Linked DNA regions of Mus musculus: regions 1, 3, 4, 5, 6 and 7 are each linked to region 2. A link is a loop called in an ENCODE intact Hi-C map of the cell type or tissue named here. Cell type or tissue: heart. All regions are shown on one strand.

Evidence for each region. Peaks named below come from ENCODE experiments on the same cell type or tissue, not always from the same donor. Only the 100,000 strongest peaks of a DNase experiment are listed, where the experiment ranks them.
Region 1: it touches region 2 in a loop (6-fold over the local background); 10 of 42 quality-filtered maps call a loop at or near these places.
Region 3: a loop joins it to region 2, with 2.7 times the contacts of the local background. A loop is called at or near these places in 4 of 42 quality-filtered maps.
Region 4: a loop joins it to region 2, with 8 times the contacts of the local background. A loop is called at or near these places in 4 of 42 quality-filtered maps.
Region 5: a loop joins it to region 2, with 4 times the contacts of the local background. A loop is called at or near these places in 18 of 42 quality-filtered maps.
Region 6: it touches region 2 in a loop (2.0-fold over the local background); 9 of 42 quality-filtered maps call a loop at or near these places.
Region 7: a loop joins it to region 2, with 2.1 times the contacts of the local background. A loop is called at or near these places in 2 of 42 quality-filtered maps.

Annotation. Positions count from the first base shown.
Region 1 is chr1:43,736,148-43,740,147 of GRCm38, reverse strand. It overlaps Ecrg4 (ECRG4 augurin precursor), which reads right to left. Exons shown (of 4, transcript NM_024283.3): 2 at 2,901-2,948; 3 at 1,431-1,588. Among named protein-coding and RNA genes, the nearest start is that of Ecrg4, 7.5 kb to the right of the region's middle. In heart, a CTCF peak has its summit at 1,763 (motif pointing right); no DNase peak of the experiment used is centred here.
Region 2 is chr1:43,443,438-43,447,437 of GRCm38, reverse strand. Nck2 (non-catalytic region of tyrosine kinase adaptor protein 2) reads right to left here and starts at 1,687. Exons shown (of 5, transcript NM_010879.3): 1 at 1,411-1,687. In heart, CTCF peaks have their summits at 1,221 and 1,838; DNase peaks (open chromatin) are centred at 397, 1,147 and 1,727; H3K4me3 peaks cover 2,843 bases; H3K27ac peaks cover 2,897 bases.
Region 3 is chr1:43,501,403-43,505,402 of GRCm38, reverse strand. The region is part of intron 1 of Nck2 (non-catalytic region of tyrosine kinase adaptor protein 2); the gene reads right to left. Among named protein-coding and RNA genes, the nearest start is that of Nck2, 58 kb to the right of the region's middle. In heart, no CTCF peak of the experiment used is centred here; no DNase peak of the experiment used is centred here.
Region 4 is chr1:43,335,806-43,339,805 of GRCm38, reverse strand. No RefSeq gene overlaps it. Among named protein-coding and RNA genes, the nearest start is that of Gm29040, 77 kb to the right of the region's middle. In heart, no CTCF peak of the experiment used is centred here; DNase peaks (open chromatin) are centred at 1,075 and 2,235.
Region 5 is chr1:43,300,711-43,304,710 of GRCm38, reverse strand. LOC115487086 (a long non-coding RNA gene) reads left to right here. Exons shown (of 3, transcript XR_003947810.1): 2 at 3,099-3,297. Among named protein-coding and RNA genes, the nearest start is that of Gm29040, 42 kb to the right of the region's middle. In heart, no CTCF peak of the experiment used is centred here; no DNase peak of the experiment used is centred here.
Region 6 is chr1:43,633,946-43,637,945 of GRCm38, reverse strand. No RefSeq gene overlaps it. Among named protein-coding and RNA genes, the nearest start is that of Gm38628, 44 kb to the left of the region's middle. In heart, a CTCF peak has its summit at 2,029 (motif pointing right); no DNase peak of the experiment used is centred here.
Region 7 is chr1:43,108,418-43,112,417 of GRCm38, reverse strand. AI597479 (expressed sequence AI597479) reads right to left here. Exons shown (of 4, transcript NM_133818.1): 3 at 1,045-1,420. Among named protein-coding and RNA genes, the nearest start is that of AI597479, 12 kb to the right of the region's middle. In heart, a CTCF peak has its summit at 1,642 (motif pointing right); no DNase peak of the experiment used is centred here.

The sequences.
Region 1 (4,000 bases), 290 kb before region 2:
ATTTTTAAGTACTTCAAATCACTCCTGACATAGAGTCTAGCTTAAGTATGTAGCTACTTGCACAGCAAAAGAAGAGCTACTTGAGTAGGGAAGGGACTGGCATGTGTAGAAGCTAGGGATGGGAAGGCAGGGGATGGTGCAGTCACATGGTTTGATCTAATGAGAGGGGGCCTTTCTACCCTGCATAGTACGTCAAACACCCTCTGTGAGTCTCATGTTCATGAACATGCAAACATGTTCAGCTGCCCGCTGCAGATGCTCCCTGCAGCCTGAAGGCAGGCTTTGAGGTCTACCCTGGACTCCTCAGCCACTCTGTGGATGGTCTCTGGTGAGTGGCATCTAGAGTGCCTGTCCTGCTCCCTTCTTGCCTGTCCCTGTAGCCCAGACAATGACGTGACCTGAAATAGTCTCATAAGATAGTTAACTTGCTGATTTTGCTCACTGGGGCTTCCTGGCCCATATGAACTGCAAAGCAGCTTTACTCGTGAGTGCACCGATGCAATTTCCCCTAAACATCTGCAAGAACCACCTCTCCTTTATGGTCTTCGTGAGTCCATATACCCACCTTGTTGTTTCAGCCGATTCTGGGCAAAGATGGTAATATTTAGCGAGTTGTTTTGAGGATGCCCAGTTGAAACTGAACAGCAGGGCTGAAGGCATTTCTAGGAAAATAAGATTCTTCGGGAAGCTAGATGCAGCCTTTTGGCTCACAGATTCCCTGGGTCCCTCCTCTCCACCTGGATGGCTAGCATGCAGTGAAGAGTGGGCCCACACATTTGGAATAAAAAGCCCTGTGGCTTGGCTATGGTTTGTGTGCTTCTAGAAGCTAGAAGCTTGGTCCCCAGTATGGCATTGCTGGAGAGCCTTTAAGAAGTGAGGCCCTGGTGCAAAGTAGTTAGGTCATGAAGGCTTTACCTACTGAAAGGACTGATGCTGTGGTGTTTCACAGTGGGTGAGTTCTTGTAAGGACTGGCGGTTGTGAAGGTCAGTGGGTGTGCTGATACACACCCATAATGTCAGCACTAGGAAGTTCAAGGTCTTCCCTGACTGTATACAAGTTTGAGGCCAGGCTAGGCTACATGAGATCCTGTCTCAATAAACAAGCAGATAATAAAAAAAATTATATGAAAAATAAATATTAATATAACAAGTTTAGACTTGCTTCTTGCTTTTTATGTCACAGTTTCTTAACACTTGCTCCTGCTATTATGACACCGTGTACCAAGATGTTCTTACTAGAGCCAGATTGTGACTTCAGACCTCCAGAACCACAAGCTAAACATGAACTCTGATATTTTGACAGAGCGACAGAGAACACACTACTAAGAAGCAAAGTCTACCATCTCAGGCCCTCTCCCTCAGGCCGGTCCTCTGTCCCACACAGCCTGCCCTATAGTGTCCAAGGCTCTCCCTCAGAAAAGTATACTCACAGCCTCATCAAAGCCCATGTAGAGGAACTGCTGGTACCACTGCTGTACCTCAGGCCGCGTACGGTCCCACAGCTGTCGTTTGGCACGCTTCAGGCCACCTAGGAATTCCTTTGCTGTGTTCTCGGCTACAGCTACATTAGTCTTTGACGGGACAGGTCCTGAAAAGGTTCGTTCCAAAAAGACAAAGAATGAATTATTTTTTGAAAACAATATTCTCTTTACTATTGAAAGAAATTTTTCCTTCTATGTTTTACAAGGTTTGTATTTTATGTGTATGGGTGTTTTGTCTACATGTATGTCTGTGCACCATGTACATACAGTACCAACAAAGGCCAGAAGAGGGCATCATCCCCTAACCAGAGTTATACACAATTGGGAAATACCACGTGGATGCTGGGAATAAAATCCTAAACTTAAAAAACAGCAGCCAGTGCTCTTAACTACTACTGAGCATTTCTCTAGCCCCAGGCTATTACTAGAATTTTAATGTGGTTTAACTACGCTGTGTTTTGAATTAACACATAGAAATTGTAAATATGTATGCTATATATACACGCAAGGATCAAAGTGGGTTCATTGGCATTTCCCTCCGTTGAAATGCTTATCACTTCATGTTAGGAAGCTTTAAACTCTTTTCTAGTTGCTCATAAAATGTGCAGTGGGTTGTTCTGAGCTGTAGCCGCCCTGCAGTGATGCAGCACATTGTGTAACGTACTCCCCTGTACCTGCTTGTCATCCAACCTCCCCACCTCACTCCCTCTTCAGGCGCCACTACAAGCTAGGGGGGAGGAGGGTAAATGGTTGATTATCACATCAGAAATGGGGCTCACATTTTCTAATCTCTTCAACAGCTAATTTTATAGAGGGAGATGGAGAGAAGAGAAAGGATGTTCACTAGACAGCACAATGGTTCCATTTGACCTAACTGATAACAGTGACCAACAGCCCACATTTTGACTTCTAGAATATTTTACTTCTATGTCTCCTTGTTGCTATCATATAACTCAGAAACTGCCTTTTCGTTTTTGTTTTTTGTTTTGTTTTGTTTTTCAGTAGAAATTAGTAATAGAAAGGTTTCCCCATGGGAATGCCTTTTCCTAATTGCTGACTGGATAGGCAGAGCTTCAACAGTGCCATTCTATACCCACCCCACCAGGTAGGGTTAGGGCCCTCAGACCCTTTAGATGTGTTTCACCAGTATAAAATAATCAAAATTCAATTAACACTGTTTCTGCATTTACACTGACAGCTTTTGTTGTTGTTGTTTTTTGGTGGGGGAAGGCAAATGTTTACTAGTAATAATACTTACCTAGCAGAATGCCACACCACATACCCACAGAACAAGCCCTCCAGGTCTGCAAGCCTTTCTCATATTCCTAATACAAGCCCTCCATGAACACAGTCATCATTGCTGTTCTGCCGCTTGCAGTTACCAGTGAACACATCCTTACCCGCTTGAGGCAGACCTACCTTCTCGTTTCTGGAGCATCTTCTTGAGTTTGTTTCCACTTATGCCATCTACAGAAACAGAAACAGAAACAGAAAGCAGTTTCAGAGTCCGTAATTCCTGCGATTTTTGCACCTTATGGAATGCAAAAGTCAGAGTTGTAAATAAGAGCTGCTGATCCCTGTCCTGATTTAACAGCTCCGTAGTAAAGTATTTAATGGGTTTGGGGATACTTGCCATACAAGAAAAACAGTGCATGGTATCGAGGGCTAATACTGATAACAGAGACGAATAGATGACAAGGGCATTACTGATTGAGCTTTTCTCACTAAAACAGTGGTTTTAGTCCTAATGTCTTCCTGCTTATCACATGCAGCTTCCAGCAAACATTATCTTCAGGGTGTAATAGATCCTATAGTGCCCTCCTCCCAAATTCATAATCCTCCAGGAATAACCAGCTGGGAATTTCAGAGGTAACATTTTTTTTAAGGATATTAAGATGGTTCTCATTGGACTCAGGGTGGGCTCTATGCCCATGGTGCAGACCCATACAGGCTAGGCAGCCCCATGAGAAAGAGCCAGGCAGAGGTGAGCCTTCTAGGGCAAGCCTGGGAATTTGGCTCTTTAAAATCGCTGTACAGTTTTGCAACTTTCTCTAAATGTCTTTCATTTAAGCTTTATTTGGGGGGGGGCATTAGCTGTTAAATATGTTTAGTTTTTAAAGAGTTTAACTAATCAGCTTGATAATTTGATAGGAAATAGTGTGTCTAGCCTGAAAGAGTACACCATCTATTCGGCCAACTGGTACCTAAGAGTTGTACACAGGCTAGTTGGTCTCATGAAGGGTAGACACAAAGCCCCTGGAGAGAAAACACTAAGTAAAAAACAGAGCGTTTAAAGGGGTCTGGGACTGCCATGAGAAGCTAGGATAGAGAAGGCCACAGTGAGGTAGTAGTGCTGTCTTCTCCTCAGGATTATTATCCTCTCAGTCTATCCAGGGTTTCTGAGAAAAGGACAAATCTGTGCTTACATCTGCAAAAGGGGTCCAAATGCAATTAAGAACTTGCTTTGAGTATACACTCACAAGTGGAATAACTGGGTCACATAACAATTCCATTTCTAG
Region 2 (4,000 bases):
CGAAGGTGTAAAACCTTATCTGTCTAAAGTGCACTTTCTCCATTGTGTTCACTGGCTGCCTTCGCTACATAAACCAGGCACATGCACGAGAAAGTCCGGTTTCTACCTCTGTATCTATAAACACTTGGAAAGTGAATGGAGGGAGTGCCCACAGCACAGTTGAGATGTTCTGATAAAGTAGTGACCTTTAGACTAGAAAAACCACAGTTGCTAACTATACCAAAAAAAAAAAAAAAAAAAAAAACCCAGGCTGGAAACACACCCAAAATTATTCTCATTCCTCCTCAAAATCTCTGCAGAAAAGCCTGTATTGGGAGAGGAGCAGAGAAGTCTCCAGGGGAGGATACCAGCAAGCCACGCCCACTGGCCAACGGGCTGTTTCTTTTTGGGTCAACCAAGGAGCAGGCCTGTGCACCTCCAGCCCAAACTCGGACCTGTTCATCCCACACACAGACGCAAACTTGGCAAGACTGGCCTTAAACCTGTTAGCAAAATAAGGAGAGCCAAATAAGGAGGAAGCGGCCAACCTGAATGGGTTAGGGTGGCAGGGCCCACTCCACTTGGCACCCAGCTGTGTCCCCAAGCTGTTCACAATACTACTGTAAGTCACCTCTGCTATCCATTAACCACCACCCGCGCACACCTTCCGGGAGGATCGCTGTTGTGTATAAATAACAGCGTTTTGCAAATCAAACCTCTCCACACAATGCCAAGCTAACAGCGCTCAAAAGGGAGGTGCCACCGGGGCATTAAAAGTCACACATCAAATTCTTGCAGAACCACTTGCTTAAATCGCCCTGAATAAATAAACTGAGGGGGCAGAGCAACCGGGAAAAACTTTGGTTGAGGAGGTTTAAGTCTTGGAAATGCGGGACCGGGCGCAGGGACTGGAAGGAACCAGGCACAAAAGCGCCCTGCGCCGAGGCAAGGACCTCCTTTATGGAACGTGACAGCAGCTTTGTGCCGGATCACGAATAGTTCTAAATACTGGAAGTTCTCCCCGGCCATCGCAGCCTCCCGCTTCCTAGCGCTGTGGCCCTCAGATCCCAGGCTATTCTTCCCAGGCACGCGCGCCCGGCGACCTGGCCACTGTTCGGTCCCACGCCCGCCCACAGGCCAGGGCTGCTAGTGTTCCCGAGGGCTTTGGGTCCTTGGTCCCCGGAGTCCGCCCGCGGAGGGCGCCCCACCCCCACGCCAGCCCCAGGCAGAGGGAGGCGAGGGCTCGCAGGAAGGTGTGTGTATCCGAGGTGCGGGTGCCCGGGGACGCCAGGCCGCGGCGGGGCTGAGGGCACCGGCCGGGTACGCAGGGGTACGCGCTCCCTGGCCCTCCCCGGGCGGCCGCGGCCCGCTCGCCCCTCTCTTCCAACTCCACGGACCGGCCCAAGTTTGCAGCCCCCGCCATCGCCTTACCTCGCCGCACAGTGCACGCCGAGGCCGGAGGGCAGCAGCGCGAGTCCCGGGGCGGCGGCCGCGCTGCGCCCGCCCAGATGCCGCTCTTTGTCTGCACCGCTCCCTCCTCCCGCCACCAAGCGGACGCAATTGGACCCGGCGGACCCCGCCGGCCCGGGAGCCCCGAGCCTGCCTGCCGCCGAGCCCTCCTCACCACCACCGTCGCCGCCGCCGCCCGCTCGGCCGCGCGCACCGGCCTGCGATCCGCGGCGGCGACCCTCCCGCGCAGCGCCCGCCTCCGCGCGCTCCCCGCCCGCGCTCCTCCCTGGCTGCCGTGACGCCGCCCAGGGGCCGGCCCAGCCCGGCGCACGCGGGGCGGGGGACCCACCTGGGAGTCCCAGCCAGGCCTCGGGAAAGCGCCGCCTGGGGGCTTCAAGCCGTAACCCGCTCTAGATTGGAGCTGGGGGCACCCGGGAGGGGCTGCTAGGGATAAGGAGGTGCCACTTGCAGCCCACGAGACCGGGTGGTCTCCGCACCCGGCTGTGCGTCGGGAGCCTTACAGCGACCTCCCTACCCCGCCCCCCAAGCATTCCCACGGCACTCTCAGCCAAACAGGCCTGGTGTCTGTCAGAAAAGTGACTTACATAAAAATGTCACTTCCTCCCAGTAATTGCTTGTGGGCATTTTCTTTATTTATTTGCCTTGCATTTATTTACTTTCCCATCCAGACACTTTTTTACTCCATCCCCCCCACCCCCAACCTCCAGGCGGGACCACTTCCTAGTGGGGGAGGAGAGGAAACCCGACCTCAGCTGCCTCCGCAGCGTCCTGGCCAGTTTATTAGAGCCCAGGAATTCTTTAGTACAGGAGGCTGAGAAAGCTTTAGAAGGAAACCTTGCTCTCCCAGACTTGAGTAGTAGCTAACCTATAAGCAAACTTGGAAAGCTAGAACCCTGGATCGAAGAGAAGGACTGGATCCAGAGGTTTCTTCTCCAAGCTCCTTCGCTCCTTATACCCCAAAGGAACCCCTGATATTCAAATAAATTCCGCTTTCAGGTCGGACGACTCACATTTATGTTAATGAGATTCAACCCTAGCCCTTGTTTCCTCCTTATTAAGGCAGAAACAATTCACCCTACGTAACAAAAAAAGAAAAAGAAAGAAAGAAAAGTTGCCTGCCTTCTTATAGGAAGTTCCCAGGCATAAGTAACGTGAGGAAGCTTGGCTATAGTCCTCGCAGCCATTGACCGTAGGCTCCTGAACTGTGTCACCTTACACAGGTGTTTCACAACTTCCTCGGCTTTATCACATGAGATGTTTACCTGCCTTCTATGTTAAGTACCTGGCACGTAGCCTGACACGAGGGCACTAGGAGGCATCCTGTACAAAATCAGCACACCCAACAGTCTCTTCCAGTCGGAGATGCTAGCTTCATCCGTTCTTTGTTACAGACCTCATCTTTGTTACTATCTAGCTTTACAACAATGAAGGCAGAACTCTAACCAATAGTTTAGCCCTACTTAAAATTAGTTTATGCTAAATAAGTAAGACGATATGGACACAGTTTTTAAGCTTTTGCTTTGAAAAGTGGCCTCAGACTCCTCTCACTGATTCTGTATAAGATCTCCAGGGAGATTTGAACAAGAAGGACTCCCCTTGGCTCATATATTTGCAGGCCAGTTAGTAAACTATTTAGATTAGGAGGGTATGTCCTTGTTGGAGGAGATGAGTCACTGGGAGTAAGCTTTGAACTTAGCCAGCACCTGTGTGTCTGGGTGTCTGTGTGCTTGCTGCACAGTGGATCAGAGTATAGCTCTCAGCTACTTCCCTAGCAACATGCCTGGCTGCTACCAAGCTTCCCACCGTGATGACAGTGGACCAAGCCACTGGAATTGTAAGCAAGCCCCCAATTAAATCCATAGATGATAGATCAGTGTGTGTGTGTGTGTGTGTGTGTGTGTGTGTGTGTGTGTGAGAGAGAGAGAGAGAGAGAGAGAGAGAGAGAGAGAGAGGTGTCTTAGGTTTTTTTTCCACATTTTTTTTATTACGTATTTTCCTCAATTACATTTCCAATGCTATCCCAAAAGTCCCCCATACCCTCCCCGCCACTCCCCTACCCACCCATTCCCACTTTTTGGCCCTGGCGTTCCCCTGTACTGGGGCATATAAAGTTTGCGTGTCCAATGGGCCTCTCTTTCCAGTGATGGCCTACTAGGCCATCTTTTGATACATATGCAGCTAGGTGTCTTAGTTTAGTTTGGGTGTTATTGCTGTGAGGAGACACCATAACCAAGGCAACTCTTATAAGGGCAAATACTTCATTGGGGCTGGAGTACCATTTCAGAAGTTCGGTCCATTGTCATCATGGTCTGAAGCAGGGCAGCATGCAGGCAGATATGGTGCTGGGGGAGCCAAGAGTTCTACATCTTGATCGGAAGGAAGCCAGAAGGAGACTGGGCAGAGCTTGAGCACTAGGAGACCTGAAGCCTGCCCCCACAGTGATGTACTTCCTATTCCAACAAGGCCACACCACCTAATAGTGCCACTCCTTGTAGGCCAATCATTCAAACACATGAGTCTGTGGGGCCAAATCTATTTCAACCACCACAAG
Region 3 (4,000 bases), 58 kb before region 2:
TGCTTTGGAGACAGGGTCTCACTTTAGTCCAGGCTATCCCAGAACATACTATATAGCTTAGCCTGACCTCAAACTCAGTCCTACATCACCCTCTCCAATGCTGTTGGGCCTACCACACTCAGAAAACTGTCACTTCTCAATTACATCATAAGATGCACTGTTAATAGCCAAATGGCCTTAAGCAGGCAGTGTCACTCAGGCCCTAAATCTTTTCCTTTCAAAGGTTCATCCCCATACAGACTATACTCTTGAATCCGGTGTGAATAGCCACATGATCCTAGAATTTAGAAAATGACACAAAAGCACAACCTAAGGAGAGTTATACTTACAAACTGTATTTACCTATCAGGTTCTCATTCTCTTCATCTCTCTTCCCCCTTTGAGACACAGTCTCACTATGTAGCTCTGGCTGCCCTGGAACTCACTATGTACACTAGGCTAGTCCCAAACTCAGATCTACCTGCCTCTGCCTTCTGATGCTGGGATTAAGGTATGCACAACATACCTGGCCTATTCATTGTTCTCTAGTATGCCTGTCTTGATTTTCTGACTTTTGTGATAGGGTGCTCCTCTTTAACCTGAAATAGCCTGGAATTCACTATACAGCTCAGAGTGATCTCAAACGCACAGTAATTGTTTAGCCTCAGCTTCCCTACAAAGATGAGCTACCACATTCTAAAATATTTCATTTATTATACAAATTAGCAACAAGCCAATGAAAAGAACTGAATCACAGCACTTCTAAATTCTATTCTAATCTCTGTCTCTGTCTTTGTCACTCCCTCCCTCCCTCCCTCCCTCCCTCCCCCCTCCCTCTGTATGTGTGTGGGGTGGGGGTGGGGGGCAGGGTAGACTTCCTATGGCAGTAGCCCAATTAATGCAATTCATAAAGAACCATTCAGATACTGTGTCTGGGCTGAAATCCAATTAAGCCATTTCTGTGTGAATATCCCCAAAGAGACACCCACTGAGCTTCAAGTGGTAATAGGCATAAATACTCAGATTAGCTGTGTCAGCACTTCTGAAACGGAAATCAGACAAGAACCCAGAGATCAACGTGGCGAGCCTTTTAGGCAGGCACAAAGGACCAACAGGCAAGTCAAAAACCACCTGGCACCAGACCAAACCCCATCCTTGTCCGAGCAGGTCTCAGATAATCCTCATCCCATGTAAATCCTTGCATTTACACATTCTGAAATGATCAACTTCAACTCCACACAGCAATGTGGTGTACTGGAAAAACATAGTCAAGAATAGATTTTGAACTCTCTCTGAATTCATAATTTTATTCATCAACCTTATGAAGTATATTCTTGAAATCAGTCTCACAAGAAAATGTTCGAGCAAAGCCAAAACAAAACAAAGAAAACCCCAACAAAATCAAAACCAGGAAAACCTGAGGCAGACAGAGATCTGGGAAAGGTTCCAATGATGAATTAAATGACCGCTTCGCTTTGCCATCCAACTTAGAACTGGCAAAGCAGAATATCCACAGGTTACACTAGGAGGAAGGAGAATGCTGGAAGTAGGCATTCAGGAAGCAGAAACGCTCCACTGGCAACAAGCCAATGAGAAGGATGTTGCTCCATCTTTATCCCAAGCAAACCCTACCTGAGACCTACAGAATTAGAATACACACACGCTGCTGACCAAAGGTCCCAGTGTTCACCAGTGGTTAGAGCCAAGAAGAGGAAACGAACAAAAGCCAACTGGAGACACCTCACACTATGAACAGAATGAATGGCCTGCATGAGGCATGGGGATGCAGAAGACTCAAACCGGAAACAAATCCCTGATCTACAGCCTGCAGGTATATATGATGTTGAGGCTACTACTTAAGTATAAAGGCAGGTTTCCTCAGAGACTACATCAGTCACCCTGTTGGCAGCACTACATGAGAAGTCTTACTTATTAAGGTGAATGTACTGCATGCCTGCCAAGTGAAAATGATGCCAAAAAGGCACATCACAGACACTGCCCTACCCTTCTGAAACAAGCCCAGGAGAGTAGGGGTCAAAGTGAATTACAGGAACACACAGCCTGGCTTCTCAATTCGATTTGCTATAAGAAAGTTTGTCTATTAAAAAAAAATAAACTTTTAGGTTGCTTCTAAAACTGCTGTGTCATTCAAACTATCAATCAGCCTTACAGTAAACATCCTATGAAGACAACCCCAGGACCTTTATTTTATATTAACATGATTATTTTAGATAAAAATCTCAGAAAGCGTAGCTAATCTTCCTCTGCAGAGACTGACATCTAAAACAAAAGGAACCACGACATTTCCAAGAATTTCGCAGAGAAAAACTTTCCTAACTTGCCAAGTAAAAATGAGGTTTCCCAAGTGTCATCGTGCTAACACTATTCTTCCATTCCACAAGCATTATGGAACAAATACCAGAGACCGGATGCTATCAACCTTCACGTGCACAAGTGCAGAAAGAGGAGACTGTTATCTGATACCAGAACACATACTGAGCTTAAAACCGGGTTAGAAAGTAAACTTTCCTCACGTGATATGGAGAATAAAGAGAAAGGATTGTCTTGCTTCCTTGTAAACATTAAACAGCATAGAGTGAACCGAGTATATGCCATGCATGTAGGGGTCCTATTGTTGCAATACAACACCATGACCAAGAAACTCGGGGAGGAAAGGCTTATCTCAGCTTAGAATGCTCAGGTCACACTCCACCACTGAGGGATGCCGGGGCAAGAACATGGAGGCAGGCACTGATTCACAGGCCACAGAAGGGTACTGCTGACTGGCTTGCTTCTCATAGCTTGCTCAGCCTTTCTTATACCATCCAGGACCACCTGTCCACAATGGGCAGGGCCCTCCCACATAAATCATCAACTAGGAAATGCCCTATAGATTTAATGACAAGTTAATCCAACCGAGCCATTTTCTCAATTAATTTCCTTTCTTCCCAAATGACCCTAGTTTGTGTCAAGTTGAGAAAACACCTGCCAGCCCAGGACCCAACGCTAGTCGACTCTACTGTGAGATCAAACCAGTGCACGAGTGTCAGAAAACACAGAGGGTCAATAATTCACCAGGTTGAACTCTGTTAGAAAATGCTCCGCTGTCTCTTTTCTGACTCTGTCTTTTTTCCCCCCACTGAGAAAAAGAGAACATTTACAAAGCTCTACTCTCCAGGCACTCTTCTCCAACGTCCCTCAGACAACACCACAGGGACGCCACCCTGCCCCCAAAGAACAGGGAACTCACTCATTTCACAGCCAAAGTTCAAGGGCTCTCCTACGAACACAACCCTCTCCCCCTTGAATTTCTATTCCTTCTCCATGCTCTGCTTTGAAGATCACTCCTACCCATAGCCAACAAAACTCCAGATGATTTAGCACACTCCTGCAGCAGCAGATGGTGTAGTCTGCTTTCTGTTACTGTGTTAAAATATCTGAGAAAAGAAACTTCAAAGAAGCAAAGGTTTATTCTGGTTCATCTTCAGAGCTCAGGCCTTGGTCAGTTGCTTCTGCATGATACATAACTTGTCATAGTTACGGCTACAACTGCTATGCGGAAACACCATGACCAAAAGCTAGTTGGAGAGGAAAGGGTTTATTGGGCTTACACGTCTACACTGTAGTCACTGAAGGAAGTCAGATGGGAACTCCACCAAGGCCCAAACCTAGAGCCAAGAGGTGACGCAGAAGCCATGCCAGAGAGCTGCTCACTGGCTTGCTCAGCCTGTTTTCCTATAGAAACCAGGACCACCAGCCCAGAGATGGCACCGCCCACAATGGGTTGAGCCTTTCCCATCAATCACTAATTAAGAAAATGTTCTACAACAGAATCTTATGGAGGCATTTTCTCAATTAAGGTTTCCTCTTTTCACAATTCTAGTTTGTGTTAAGTTGACATAAAACTAGCGAAGACAAGACAGAACACCACAATGAGAACAGAAGTGAAACAAGGCTGCTCACCCCATGGAATCAGAAAACTAAAAACAAAATGCAAGAGCTTGGAGCTTGTGTCCCCATG
Region 4 (4,000 bases), 110 kb after region 2:
AGACCAGATTGATATTTGAGGTTTCGCATTTGACTTCCACACATGGGCTCACATGAACTCATATAAATAACAACAACAACAACAAAACCAAAAACAAAACAAAAAAAAAACAAAACAAAAACCCAAACCCATATTTACCTAAAACTGAATGATGTGTTTGCCTTGAAACTTTCCAGCGATTAGGTATTATATTATTACTAAAATCTACTGAAATTCTACAAGTCAAGTATGAAAGGCATTCTCTTGCTTTGGAAAGGACTGCTTAAATATTCTTCATTTCATATCAACTGGGAGGGAAATGTGAATATCTTTCACTAGTGAGCTAAAAAAATCTTTTAAAAACTTGAACTATTCTTAAACAAGGAATATTTTGAAAACATTCAAATATCTTGGGTCTTTGATAACTTATAAGCTTACCCTTCTCTGCTGTCTGTGTATACCACTCACTTGGCTACAATAATAGGATTTTTCTCTAATATTTTGACACACTGCCTTCTTTCGACTGAATAACTAGATTGAACCTCATTGTCATCTTTAAAAATATTTTAAATTATCTTTAAAATAAAAATATTTCCTCATCTTTCATCACCTTCACTTTGAACTTCCATCTCTCTTTCTTATCTAGGATCTTTTTACTTGGGAGATATTAAGTGAGACAATGAACTGGTGGTTGATTCTGACCTAAACCTTTTCTTGATTCCCAGACTGATTCCAAACAGCAGTTTTGTGACCAACACACAGAGGAAATGCCAGAGAGAAAGGGGTGCAGGGAAGGAGAGAGGGAGAGAAAGGGAGGGAGAGGGAGAGGGAGAGGGAGAGGGAGAGGGAGAGGGAGAGGGAGAGGGAGAGAAAAGGAGGGAGAGGGAGAGGGAGAGGGAGAGGGAGAGGGAGAGGGAGAGGGAGAGGGAGAGGGAGAGGGAGAGGGAGAGGGAGAGAGACACGATTGATTGAGGATCTGGGAAGAGCTTGGAGGTCAAGCCCAGCCAAGGGGACAGTGAAGTCACAACTCCTTCCTCCTACTGATCTCCTGTGCTGGCTATTGTGGCTTAGTTCTAATTACTATTCCAGGTGACTCATGCTTGGGCAGGGTCCTTTATTCTTGGTCAGAGCTTCCCCTGAAAAGTGGACTCACTGGCCTTAAAGATGCAGGAACGAATAATGAGAAATTCCCCAACAGCCTATGCAGAGGGCCGTATGAATTTAAGGCAAACAAATGAGACCAACTCAGAAAACTTTTTTCTTCTCTGAATAATAAACCATCCCTCTGATATTTGGCAAGCAAAGAGGCAGCTTGAGGGAGGCTGGCTGCTGTGGTGTTGGAGTGTCTTTTCTTTCTGACCCAAAAGTTATTTTTGGTGTCTTCTGTCTCCGGGGCTGATTTCAGCTCTTTTTACAATGACTGGTCTTGCATTAGCAAATTCCTGCTACTGAGAGCTTAATTGTTATTCCATTTTCCTAATTAAAAATGGACATCTCTGGTTTGTTGCCCTGGGCTTTCAGCAGAGGATAGTATCACAAAGTTTCCCTGTGTTATGTGGGCTTGCAAGCAAAGCCTGGATCTCATTGGTCCTCATGCTTCCGGAAGGCTCAGGGTTGCTCCACACAATGTCTTCTTGTCCAAAGGAACACAGAAGAGAGGTTGGGCTAAGTTCATTAGCTTGCAAAGTGAGGGCCCTATGACCCTCGATGTGTGAATTTTGTCTCTTGCTGCCATAATGTGTCATGAGAGACACTGATCCACATGTTGACTGGTGACTTGTTCTGCTTCCCTTATTCAGAAAATCTACACACAAGTGAAAAGGTTTAGTCAGTCAAATGTGCTACCAAAGTCTTATTGTTTTATACAGTCTCCAAACAGAAAGCAAATATCCATTAGTGCGGATGGACAAACGTTTCCATCTAACAGTTGGAAATTAACAATGTCCCAGCTATCAACAGCCAAATGGATGTGACACAACTAGACTATTCCGAGACTACATCACAGAAGCTTTTAGGTATGGAGCATCCCAGCACACAAATAGGCTCACATTGGAAGGACATGGAAGCCTTATTGTTATAGAGACCAAGTAGTGGGCCCTGGCTAGAGGAAGCTAGTCAGGCAGAGGGAAAAGTCATCCAGCCTTGAGATGTGGCCAAATGAAAGCCTGCATCTGTCAGAATGGTTGTATAAATAGGAAGCTTGCATGAATCCATAAATAAAATGAAAGAGAGGAAGCAAGCTTTCCCAGGCCTCAGGTCACAGGTCAAGTGGCTCAGCAGCCAGCAGTGTTCACTCACACAGAACCCTGGCCACAGTCCAGACCTCTTCTCTCCTGAACTTCACCCCTGCATGTTTCCAACATCCTCTTTCCAGGCTTCTTAGAAAAGCACTTGCAGAAGCAGTTGTTTGTAAGAGTTGATGATGGGGCACGAAAGGGGATAGAACAGGGTGGAATGACTGGGGCAGCATAGCCTTGTCCCTGTGGGAGGAGACTGTACTTCTCAAAGAGAGGTCCCTGCCTCAGAGGGTCTTCCATACTTAGCCTTGCTTGTAAAAGCTGTGCCGCCATCCTGTTCCTGCCAAGTCTTTGTAGGATGCCCACTGAGAGGAAGAGTGTCTTCAAACCATACCATGCGGGGCAGCTACTGTTCTGGAACATTTCTTGGGACTATTTATGGCAGAGGGATGATTTCCCTGTAGCTCATCAGCAATGAGGGGTGTTAACAGCTGCCCCATCGATTATGGCAAAGACCACGAGGACACATATGACCCTCTGGCCACCCTTGGGTGTGTGTCTGGCTTTTGTACGTTCTTTCGTTTTCCTCATTGGTGGAGCTGAGAGCATCCCTTTCATACTTCCAAAACTGACTTATGATGATTATTAAACTTAGAGCAATTATTAACTGGCTCCCCAGTCTTCTTTCTGGATTTACTTCCTTGAAGTTCAGGATTATAATTCTATTTGCCTGATTTACTGTGATCAACTTGTCCAGAGCATCCAGTAAGTAACAAGCAAAGGAATGGCTGGTTAGCTGGCTGGCCCAATGTATATACATTAAACATCCGCTGTCTAAAACAATGGTTTCTAGGATCCAAAGGTAAAGGGGAGCCTTCCTGACTGGAGACCTATAAGCTTGGTCTGCTATGGGCATGCATGGATGAGATGTAGGTGCTAGTAGGCAAGGATGGTTCAATGATGGCGTCTGCAGGAAAACAGTGAGCACTATTCAGACAAGTCTAAACACAGGTTAGGTCAAATAAGGTAGACATGAGCTGAAGGCAGGTAAAAAGGCTTTGGGATTGATCCCAGGATAACGCAGGTCAGTGCAAGAGCCTTGCCTCTGTGTGAGTAAATAGCCCATTAGGTCTCTAAATTTCAAAGTGAGACACAATTGCATGTCCATTCTAAATGGAGACAGAAGCTAATGTGAGACAGATAGAGAGCTAAATGTGCTCACCCTACTTCACACCATTTCCAGACTAAGCTATTCCCTGGTGAGACCCAGATATCTCTGTAGATCCAGGAGGAAGTTAATGGGAGAATGACTCTGTTGTATTTTGGTATGTTTGTCCCTCAAAGGTTGCTGTACTGGAAGCTTGATCCTCAGTGCGGTAGTAGTACATTTTTTAAAATATAATTTTATTTGTAATTCATTTTTTACAGTCCATATTCTATTCCCCACCCCTCCCCATCCACCCTCTGACCCTTCCACATCCCACACCTCCTCCCCACCCGACCCTGTCTCCACATGGATGTCTTCACTTCTCACTCCACCTGACCTCTAAACTCCCTGGGCCTCCAGTCTCTTGAGGGTTAGGTGCATCATCTCTGAATGAACACAGACCTGGCAGTCCTCTACTGTATGTGTGTTGGGTGTATGCTTTCTGTTTGGTGGCCCAGTGTTTGAAAGAACTCTGGGATTAATTGAGACTGCTGGTCCTCCTACAAGGTTGCTCTTCTCCTCAGCTTCTTTCAGCCTTCCCTAATTCAACAACAGGGGTCCACTGCTTCTGGTTGGG
Region 5 (4,000 bases), 140 kb after region 2:
CTTTGTGTTGATATCTGATTCCAGTTTTAGCCCCAGATCTTGCTTCTGATCTGCCAAGGAGGGAGCAAGCTGTACTACAAGCCCCCACTGCCATGGACAGGCCCTGCTCTTGCCACTAGGCTCTCCCACCATTAGAGCCTTGATGTCACTTGAAACCATGAGCTGGAATAACAAACTTAGCCTGCTGAAGCCACTGCTGCCTGGAATTTTGTCACAACCTTGAGAAAAGTAATAAACACAGTGGCTTAAGATAACACAAATGTGCCTGTGTGTCTGTGGGTTAGAAGTTCCACAGAGGTATCATGGGGCTAAAGCCAAGGTCCAGGTAAAAGTGTGTCCCTTTCAGAGGAGAGAGAAGAATCTGTTGTCTATTTTTCCTGGGGACTGCCCATGGTCCTTGGCTTATGGATCTTCCTCCTCTTCAAAACCAGCAATGTTGGGTAGTATCCTGACATTGTCTCACTCTGACTCACTCCCAGTTTCCCTTTTCTACTCCCCCCCCCCCCCGAGACAGGGTTTCTCTGTGTAGCCTTGGCTGTCCTGGAACTCACTTTGTAGACCAGGCTGGCCGCAAACTCAGAATTCCACTGACTCTGCCTCCCAAGTGCTGGGATTAAAGGTGTGCACCACCACTGCCCGGCTTCCGTCTTCTAACTTTTAAGGACCTTGTGATGGCAAGCGAGGTAATCCCTCATAATCCTCTCATTTGAAGACCTATTGATTAGCAGCTGTCATGGCGTTTTGTCAGGTATTCTATTGCAGGTCCCTTGAAAATGAGTTGGCCTTCAAACCCCCAGCACCTCAGAATGCAGCCTTGTTTGGAAAGAGAATCATTTCATGGGGATCTTGTTGCTGTTTTGTTTGTTGGTTTGTCTGTTTGACAAGAAGAGGCTCATACTGGAGCAAATGACTCCTGAATCAATCAGGCTGGTGTCGTCAACACACTGCCATGGGAAGGTGCAGGCACCTGGGTGCATGCCATATGAAGACAGAAACAGACTGGAGCAATGCCTCTAAAAAGCCAGAGAACTTAGGAACTATAAGACATCAGAAAAAGAAAGAAAGGAACCCCTTACCCCTGTAGGTACTCTGACAGAAGCATAGTCCATCAACACTTTGAGGTCAGACAGAGAGCCTTTAGAACTGCAAGATGACAAGCTTGTTTGTTTGTTTGTTTGTTTGTTTGTTTAAGAGTCTAAGCTTGTGGTGCCTTCTTATAGCAGTACTAGGGGGTGGATAAGCTATTTGAGGTAATGGTGCCAGCTTCCAAGATGTGAATATGTCTTTAAACATGTATAACTTTATAACCATAGTGGCTGTTATCTTGACAGGACAGTAGAGGAATTCTATGCATTTGCTCCAGTCTTTATTTTTAAATATGGCTTATATGGCAAATAGCTTTCATGTATGGAGATAATATCTACCCTGGAATGAAAGAGGTTTTTTTGTTTTAATTTGAATTTTGTTGTAGTTACTCTCAGTGAAATAAAGAGTTGCCTCTCTGGGGGCAAAGCCCAAGTGATCTACTATCACCAGAAACCACTCCTCTGATCGTAACAAAATGACCCACTGGTGGGGTGGATGTCAGCTAGTCCCCTTGCGATGCCCTGTGGGACTTGAGACCTTGGAAACTGAAAGTGAGGGAACACTGGTTAGTTTTCAAGCATAGTGAATCTCAAACCGTGGACAGGTCTTGGCATAGAATCTGTGTCATAGATGAGTCAAGCAGGAAGTTGGCTAAGTGGAAGAGAGACTCCAGTGAGTCTCTGTCATTGAACGAGTTAGCATGGCCCAGGAGGACGACCTTGGCTTGCCTACTCTTGTCACCGCCTGCTCACCCCCTTCAGCCTCCAAGTAGAGCTCCTGAACGTCAAGCATCGATGTTATAGAGGATGTTAGAGGTACACCGTGAGGCCATGCCTTAGACTTACTGAGTGGAACACTCCAGCTGAGCCAGCATCTGTGTTTCTGTTAGCCTTTTGGGAAACACTGGCCTGTCTAGCACTGCATGATCCCCTTTGGTGGTCTTGGTGAGTGCAAATGGGAGTGTTTAGAGGGAGTCTGAAGTCAAGTATGAACTATAAGAGCAAGACCTTTGCCTGGCCATCGTGATTCCTCGGACTCATTCAGTGAAACGTGGCAGGGTCTCTGTGCTTTCCTAGACCATCACCCTCTACCCGCTTACTCCAGGGAAGAGCAGACCTTTTGCTGAGATTACATCACCATTTTAGTCTGCTCTGTGTTGCTGAAACAGACTCCTACTAGCTTAGTAATTAATAAAGGAAAACAATTACTGCTCGTAGTTCAGGAAGTGGGAAGTCTGGTGTGGGGGTAGAGGTGGGGCTTTATCTAGAGACAGTCTCTGTGCTTGCTTATTGCATGATGTAATATAATACCGAGCGATGTGAGGTGGGAGGCAGAGAGAGAAGTGAAGCAGCCAAACTCACACTTTCATTTTTTATTAATTAAAAATCTACTTATGCCCACCCAGAGATACTGGCATTGCCCATCCAGGAGGACAGATTTCTCAGGACTCCTTTCCTTCTCCGAGGTACCATCTCCTTGGTGGACACAACTGGGCTGCAGCAATCAGCTTCAGCATTTTTTGTCTGTTTGATGCTCCAATCACAAGGAGGCAGGCTTGGGCTTCCAGGCTCCACTATACCCTAGGGAAAGAAAGAGGTGGAAAGGAGGGGGAGGATGATTTCTGGGGCTGGAGCCTGACTTTGCCCCTAAGTAAAAGTGAGCTGAGAAATCTGCAGACAGGTTTAACCCTGTCCTCACACTTGGAGGGGGCCTGCTGCTTGTCTGCTGATCTTTCTCGGGAGACTGATGGACGTATGCATGCATGCGTAGGGTATTCATGCATGCATATGTGTGAGTGTGTGTGTGTGTGTGTGTGTGTGTGTACAAAAGCGATGGATGTTCTTGATGGAAGAGTGCAATGTTTCATACTTGTGGATAAAGTTGCCACTTGTAGGAAGTAAAAATGAAGTCTTCGGCAATCACTGAAAGGCAGCATAGTAGAGGAACAAGCAAATCCTGAGCGATCCCACAGGACTTCTTTTCTACCAGGCTTTTCCTCTTTCCATTTCCAGGCAAATCACAGCGTTGGAAAACACTCTCATCACTACACCGAGAGCCTTCCAATGGAGACTTAACAGAATGCCAACTGCAGCAACAGAAGGAAAAACTTGGGTAGCAAGAAAGCGCGTCCATATTCTTCCGTTCAGTTATAATGAGGGGTTTGAAGGTATCAGATCCTGCCCGGCATGGGCCTGACATCCCAAGAGACAGGTACAATTTCTGTTCCCAGCTTTGCTCCATCTTCTAGCCAGCTCATCCTGGAAACAAAATTTCTGTTTTCTGGGGGATGTGCATTAACCCCGATCACCTCTGAGCTTCCCAGGATTCACCGTAGGCCCCTTTATGCTGCCCAGTGGATGCTTGCGTGGACTATTTATACATACTTTGATGGCTTTTCACCAATGGACCAAACAGCTCTCCTCAAATATGAATACGCTTTCTCAAAACTTAATTCTCCTGACTAGATTTTAGGTATCCCCCATCAACAGGTAAATCTCAAAATCTGCCAAAGGAACTCCCTGTACATAATCAAGGTGATTATATTCAAATCCCACCTTGTGAGAACGTGTATGTTTGGCCCCCAATGCAGCCTTCATAGGGTACCATATGGATATGAGGATGGGCTCAAGCACAGCAAAGGGATCCCCTGAACTGCCCATACCTGAGCAGAGAGGGACACGGCCCATAGACGTCATACAGTGTCATACAGTGGGGTTCCAGAAGCGTGATCCTTGAAGGAGTTGCAACCATTCAGCTCCTCCCCCACAGGAAGCGACAGGCAGTTGTGGGTCTCTGAGGGAAGAAGGCCACCTGCCCTTATCTGTGTTTTTACTTGGGCACTGCTTAGCATTAAACCTGGCTTCAAATGTCATTGGGAAAAAAAAAGTAGGCCAAGGCCAGGAAGAGGAGGTGT
Region 6 (4,000 bases), 190 kb before region 2:
AGCTATCTATTTCTCCTCCCTTTTCTTCAAACCTGAAATCTTTTCTTCCAATATCTTTAACTCTGTGAAGTTTATTGCTGAAGTTATTCAATTCATGTTTTTATTTCAATTTCAGTTGTCTTTAGTGATTCTAATTCTTTGTTAAATTGTACTTTCTTATCTTTAATTGTTTTCATTCTGTCATTTTAACTGTTTGTGTTTTCACAGTTTACATTAGGCATTTATTCACATTGTCTTTAAGGTCTTTAAACATATGAATAATAGCTATTTTGAAGTACTTGCCTTTAAACATATGAATAATTACTATTTTTGAAGTATTTGTCTTGCATCTCAGCTAAATTGCTTTTGGGGGCACTTATATGATAGTGTTGGTTGTTGAATTTTGTGTTTTTGCATTAGGATCTAGGCACCTGGAGTTAGGATGTTTGAGATGTTTTTTATGTAGATATCTTGTTTTATTCTTGTTGAATGGGTGTTCTATTCTTTGTTTTTTGTTGTTGTTGTTGCTCACTCAGCGTGTGCAGCCAGGCGCAGCAGTTACAGGGAGTCCCTGAATCCCAGTCAAGGGTAGTAGCTGTGGGATTCTTGGTAGAGATATGTTCTGGAGTCCAATGGGGAGTCACAAAGGAAGAGAAGCTAGAAGGTCAAAGGTCAAGAAAACCCTGGGTAAGCACCAAGAAGCCAAGTCCCCAGGGAATGGAGGTGGACTGGAGGAAGGACTCAGGCATGCAGGCTACAGCAAACTAAGGATCTAGAGAAACCCACATGGAGGATAGGAAGGAGAATTAAGGTCCCGTACCTGAGTCCCAGCTGAGTGTGGCAGCTTTGGGTGCCTGAAAGAAAGGCATTCTGTGGGTTCATAGAATCACAAAAGATCAGAGAAGAGCTAAAAAGAAAAGGCTGGAAAGAGTACCCAGGAAGAACTAGGGAACCCAGGTCCACACCCAGAGTCTGAGTTCCTGGGAGTGGTGTTTGGCTGGAATGAAATGCACTTCTTTCTCTTTCTGAGGACCCTAGTTCAATTTCCAGCACCCACAAGAGCGTTGTTACAGATAGTTATCTGTAACTCTAGTTCTAGGGGATCCAATACACTCTTCTGGCCTCTGTAGGTACCAGGCACATACATGGTACACAGACACACATATCAAATAAAGAAATAAAAATCTAAAAATAGCATCCTTCACATTTCCATGGCCTGAAAAGACCTTGAGCTTCACTGGAGTAGATCGTGTAAACTGGGAAAAGCTAGCTTCCTGCATCTTGTGTGTTGTATACTTCATCCATAAGGCTGTTCAGTGAACATGCATTAAAGAACCAACTTAAGAAAAACTATCGAAAACTTGGAACTAAGGTCTGGTGCCAGCATGTCTTTGTATTTGCCTCACTGTGAAGTGTTCAAGGAAATTTATGTGTCTAGGAAAATACATTTAACTTTGATGTTACTCCTCACTGACTGAAGCCCAGTGTCTTCGTTGGGCTTATTATTGCTGTGATGAAACATCATGACCAAAGGCAACTTGTGGTGGGCAGTATTTATTTCACTCACAGTTCCATGTAACAGTCCATCATCAAAAGGAGTGATGGAAAAGAAGTCAAGCAGAGCAGGAACCTGGAGGCTGAAGCTGATGCAGAGCCTAGGAAGGATGCTACCTACCAGTTCACTTCCCATGGCTTGCTCAGCCTGCTTTCTTCTAGAACTCAGGGTTACCACCAGGAGTGGCATCCCGACAATGAACTGCCCCCCCATCCATCTTTATTAATACAATCCCCTAGGGTCAAATTTCATGGAGGTATTTTCTCAACTGAGTCTTCTTCCTATCTGATGACTCTATCTGGGTCAAGTTGACATAAAACTATCCAGCACACCCTGACTCTGCAAAGCTACTCCGAGATTTCTATCCATTAGACACTCTAGTTTTGTTATTCTGTAACATATTTGCCAGTGCCTGGTGCAGCAATTTTATCCTGACACTGTGGCATGGTTTGAAACTGCGGTGTCACCATGTGCTAAAGACTTAATCCACCTGGTGGCACTATTGAGAGGTGGTGGAATCTTTAGGAGGTAGGGCCTACTAGGAGGCTTGGCTTGGGTCTCTCAGGGTGTGGTCTCAAAAGAGGGATTGTGGGATTGAGGGACCACATTATTTTTCTTTTTTCTTGTTTATACCTTTTCCACATTCTAGCCACAGTAAGGGTAAGTGGCGTGGTGATCTCACTCAAAAGCAACCGAACAATCAACCATGGACTAATACTTTTGAATCCAAGATATAAACCAAGAAATAGACATTTCTTTTTTTTGAGCTGATTATCTCACGTATTTTGTCCCAGAGAAGACCTACACCAACATAAGTGTTTATTTTTAAGATTTATTGTATGCAGTGTGTGTGTGTCTGTATCTGTGTGCACACATGTGCATGTATATGCCTGCTGGAATGCACATGAATGAACCACAGTATTCACATGGTAGAGGTTAGATAAAAACTTTTTAGAGTTTTTATCAGTTCTCTGTATGTAGTTTCTGAGAATCCAACTCAAGCTACTTGTCTTGCCAGGTTTCTTTACCCTCTGACCCATCTCAATGGTCCCACATACTTTTGCATTTAATTTCTAGAGGTGTCCAATGCTTTCTGAACTAATGATCAACTATTAACAGCTTAGTCTATCTTTCACAAAATTTATTCTAGATTTTTATCTTAATTTTTTTGTGGTGCTATAACAAAATACCAAGGTCTGAGTATTTCTTAAAGAATAGATATCTATTTCTTATAATCCTGGGATGTAAGAAACCCAAGACTAAAGTGTGTGTGTGTGTGTGTGTGTCTTCATGTTCCTGGTCATGGAAAGGAAAGAGAGAATGAATTCTGTCCTCCTATGACAGAGAGTTGAAGAGCAACCCAATCCAAGGTTGCCTGAGGCCTCTTTCTCAGTGCCTTTAACCTGATCAAGAAGTGCCTGGTCATGGAAGGGGAAGAGAGAATGAATTCTGTCCTCCTATGACAGAGAGTTGAAGAGCAACCCAGTCCAAGGTTGCCTGAGGCCTCTTTCTCAGTGCCTTTAACCTGATCGTGAAAGAAGTAGCCTGAAACCCTGATATAGCTGTCTCCTGTGAGGCTATCCCAGTGCCTGGCAAATACAAAAGTGGATGCTCACAGTCATCTATTAGATGGAATACAGGGCCCCCAATGGAGGAGCTAGAGAAAGTACCCAAGGAGCTAAAGGGGTCCCTATAGGAGGAACAACAATATGAACTAACCAGTACCCCTAGAGCTCATGTCTCTAGCTGCATATGTAACAGAGGATGGCCTAGTCGGCCATCAATAGGAGGAGAGGCCCTTGGTCTTGCAAAGATTCTATACCGCAGTACAGGGAAACTCCAGGGCCAGGAAGCAGGAGTGGGTGGGTTGAGGAGCAGGGGAAAGGGGGAGGGTATAGGGGATTTTCAGAGAGGAAACTAGGAAAGGGGATAGCATTTGAAATGTAAATGAAGAAAATATCTAATAAAAAAAAGAAATAAAACTTTTTGGAGACCTAGGAGGAGCTGGAGGAAAAAATGGGGGAGAGAGAGAGATAATCATTAGAAGCATATTTTAAGTTTAAAAATAAAGTAGCCTGAAATTCTAGTCCTTCCTAAAGATCTTGCCTTCAATACTACCACACTGTAACACCTGCATTTTGAAGGTGATACTGCCGAATCTTAGCACTCGGGCTGACTTAGTTCCAGCTTTTGGAAAGTTCTGCTCCATACCATGACAGGCACTCAGGAACACAAATGACAATTTCTGCCTCCACAATAGCCACAGGCTCCAAATAGGGCAGCAAGTCTCAGGTGCCTCAGGGGAGAGGCCAAGCAAATACAGTGAGAACTGAGAGAAATGGAACTGGATTCTAGAAACAGGAATTTTCAACCTAGACAGGGATGTTGGAGGAGGTGGAATGTGAGGAGAGGCAGGCATGCGCTATGGCATTAGACTTTCTTTGGGGATCTGCGATCTCTTTCTTA
Region 7 (4,000 bases), 340 kb after region 2:
GATTATTCTCTTTTCATCCCACATTTTCCTCTATCTCACAAAAATGGTTAAAATCAGTATGTAAGCAGATTGGGGTCCAGCATATTCTCTGTAATAGAAGTACAGGCTGGCCACTTAGCTGAGAAAGTCATGCAGCTGTGACGTGTAAACTCCAAGTATCCAGATGCTTCAACACAGCACAACACACATGTGTAAGAGACGCCCCTTACAACTCCTCTATCCTTCCCAAGTTAAGTTATTTGCTGTTTAGGGAAGAGTAGATTCTAAGGTAGGTTAAAGGTGAGTACAAACAGACTTAGGGCCTAGGCCCAAATACTACTTTATAAACGTGCTGCCCTAGACAGTAGCACTCTGGACCTCACCAACAAAGGAGTATTCACCTTTTTGATTCCAAGGTGGAAAGAGAACAATTTTATGAAATCTTCCTCTCTGCATTCATTTTACATAGAAAGAAATTTAGTGAACTTTCAAAAACAATAATCATTGTAGATTTTTAAATTCCAGGATTCAAATATATAAGCTACAGGATAAAAACCCCAGACACTGCAGAGTTCCAGGGCAGCAAGTGGGCACTGTGGTCTGTAGAGTCAGGTAGGAGCACATGTGCTCTCTTCTCCAGCAGTGTCCGCCCACCCTGAACTATAGGAACAGCTTGGCCAGGGATGCACTCTGAAGAGTCAGGTAGGAGTACCTACTGGGGTAGACTGGGGAGGCTGAGAGCCTGGGCAGGTGAGGCAGCATCCTCAGTGAGCTCCGTGCAGGTGGGACCACTAAGCCTTGCGTGCTGCAGGGACTGGTCTCAGGGTAATCTTTTGTATCAGTATAGTAAGGAAAGGTGTCAGCTTAACTATCAAAATTTCACTATAGTTTGACATGGGGCCAAATTTTAAACTCTCTACTGTTTTCAGATCACAACATACTAAAGGAAATAGGCCTGATTTTAGCACCCTATCCACCCCAGGAAACAAGCACAGCCAGTTGACCCAGGGCTACAGGGTGGATGCTCAGTGCCATGCTCAATGTTGAAGCCACCCCCACACTTACTGTGGCCTCTGCCTCTTCCTTAGGAGCAGCCCGCTTTAATTTCACAGGAGTAGTTCCAACAGGGGACAGAGGTGGTGACTTCACTGGACCCGAAGGACTTTTCCTATTCATTAAGTCATGGTTCTGTTGAGTGTCATTATTATTGTGCTCCATTTTATGGTTCACAGGCAAATTGGAAAACAACACTAGGGGTGAAATCCTCGACGAGGAATTTGGTGATTTCCAGAAGGCATCACTGGTGGAGCCTATCTGGGCAAGAGGCTTGAGCCGGTCGTCTGCTCCGTTCTCCGTCCTTTTCACTTTGATGCTTGTGCTGGTTGAGCTCCCATCGAACACAATGAGGGGCCTTTTCCTTAATCCATCTACAGCACTACTCCTGAAAGCAGAGAGATGTTCTCTTATAGAGCACCACACAGGCTGGCAGGCCAATAAGCAACAAGGTTTAGTGAACAGACTGTGGTAAAGGAAATAACTGGAGGGAAGACTCCCAGGCCCAAAAAACCAATTCTCTATGCTTTAAAGTACAAAGTACTTATTTGTAAGAGATTTCATTATCATTTATAATGAGATGTCCCCGTGGTCTTGGGGGTGTGAATGCTTGGTCCCCAGCAGGTGGCGCTGTTTGGGCAGTTTAGGATCTGTGGCATTTCTAGAGGAGCACTTCAATGGGGGAGGGTGAGGAGAGTTCAAAGACTTCTGCCATTTCCAGTTTGTTCTCTATTTCCTGCTTGTAGTTCAAGATGGGAGCTCACAACTGTCTACTGCTGGCTGCCACGAATGCATGCCAGATGGACTCTTCGCTCTGGATTAAGGGAAAGACCCCCTCATAAGCCCAAATAAACCCTTCTGTCTACAAACTGCCTTGATCTTGGTGTTTTATCAAAGAAATAGAAGATGACTAATAAAAGTATTAACTAGCTCCATAATAAACAAGAGCAGCTTATTAGTAGTGCTATCCTTACCATGTGATCACAATCCATTATTATTTTACAAGAGAAACTATAAGACAGTCCCAAGACTCTCACAGCATAGTCCACAAACAACAAAGCAAAGCCTTACTACAGTCACCAAGTGTCTCCATGGTCTGGATACTTTCTCATCAGTGATTAAAATATCTGCACAATTGTAATCGTGGGATTTGAGTCTTCATGCCCATTGGTTAACTGGTACATTTCACTGCTCCAAAGCACAGGCCTGAACGTTGCAGGTAATTGTGAATACGTGTGGATTTAAACACGCATAAGTATAGAAAACACAGAATAAACAGGGTATAGAGATTAGCAACAGTGACCGGCACAAGGGCCTTTCAGTGGATGGAGCTGGCAGGACTGAGCATGGCTCTGGATGAATCCCGAGGGAGGGATGAGTGAATGTGGGGGCTGAGACTGTGAAGGCTTTCAGTGAGCTAATGGACCGTTTGCAAAACAAGCAAACTCTATAAACCCACTGTAGAATAAGTCCACGGTGTTCACAGACCAAAGGAGCATGCTTGTACTGTGAAACACAGCCTCCATCCTCATCCAGGCATTGAGGCCTTCATGCCCACCCTCATCTTTGATCAGTTACATCATCTGAGGGAGGGCATGCATCTTGTGGCCACAAGGCTCTAGTGCAGTAGTTCTCAACCTTCCTAATGCTGTGACCATTTAATATAGTTCCTCATGCTATAGTGATCCCCAATCACAGAATTATTTTTATTGCGACTTCTTAACTAATTTTGCTACTCTTATGAATTTTAATGTAAATATCTCTTTTCTGATGGTCTTGGGCAACCCTTGTGGAAGGGTCATTTGACCTCACAGGATGAGAACCACCAGCTTAAAGACTTGTACCATTTGGAGGTTGCTCTCTCTCTCTCTGCTTCCCATTTGGGGTCTGAGACAGGAGCTCTCAGCTGTCCTTGACACCCTGCCTAGGGCTTGCTACAGTGCTTCCCCACTGTGATGGTGGTGGGCTTTTATTCCCCTGGGAGCACAAGCCAAATAAACGTCTTGCATGCATAAGCTGTGCTGCATCACAGCAATAAGAATGCAGCTGATATGCTGTGTCTCACCTTGACTAGTTACAGCATTCCTCTGGATCCGTGTTTCTCCACAGAAAAAAACAGTGAGTTCACCAAAACAGGACACTTTTAGATAATCTCAACTATAATGCTCTGGTTCGAGATCCAAATTGTAAAACTTTGTGTGTGTGCACAAGCAGAATTGGGTGTGTGTGTGAGGGAGTGGTGGTAGGGAGTCCTATGTGCTGGTACCACACCCAGATTTTGCACACCATCTAAGGAAGTACTCTATAACTGAGCTTTAAACCTCACCCTCCAAATTGCAAATTCTTAAAATAAAGCCAAAGATCTTTTTTAAGCAATACCCATGGGCTATGAAGTTTAGCTTTGAAAGAAAGTATGAGGAGCACTGAGTGGTTTGCTCATTACTGGGGTAAGTGCTGAAGTGTGCTAATAGCACTGCTTGAACTGAAGAACCTCAACAAGCAAATGAAATGAGAGTACACATAGCATAGTTCAGAGACGTCTGAAGGTCAGCACTAAGATGTAGCCATTCCTGGTCAATGGCGAGCCATTTGTACTTCTTTTCCAGAAGACTAAGAGCACAATTATATTCAACTACATTCAAGTTTCCAGTCACCTCAGCTGAGAGACTCACAAGAGATTAAAGCCACTGTCAAATTAAACTTACATCTTCCCTCTTCCCCAGCCCTCCAAACCTTGTCTTATGGCTCTCATCCATTCTCTACAGCAGTGCCTATGAAGAGAAGGTTCACGTAACTTACCAGTACCACCACTACGACAACCAACACTCATGAATCTTAGAATGTCATCCTCACAACGTAGGCAACATTTACTAGTCAAATGAAACTTTCCTTTTAAAGTAATTTGATTAGTTTTCTGAAATTTAGGAATATTTTAAGAATTAGATGACTGTGCCTAAGTAACACTCTT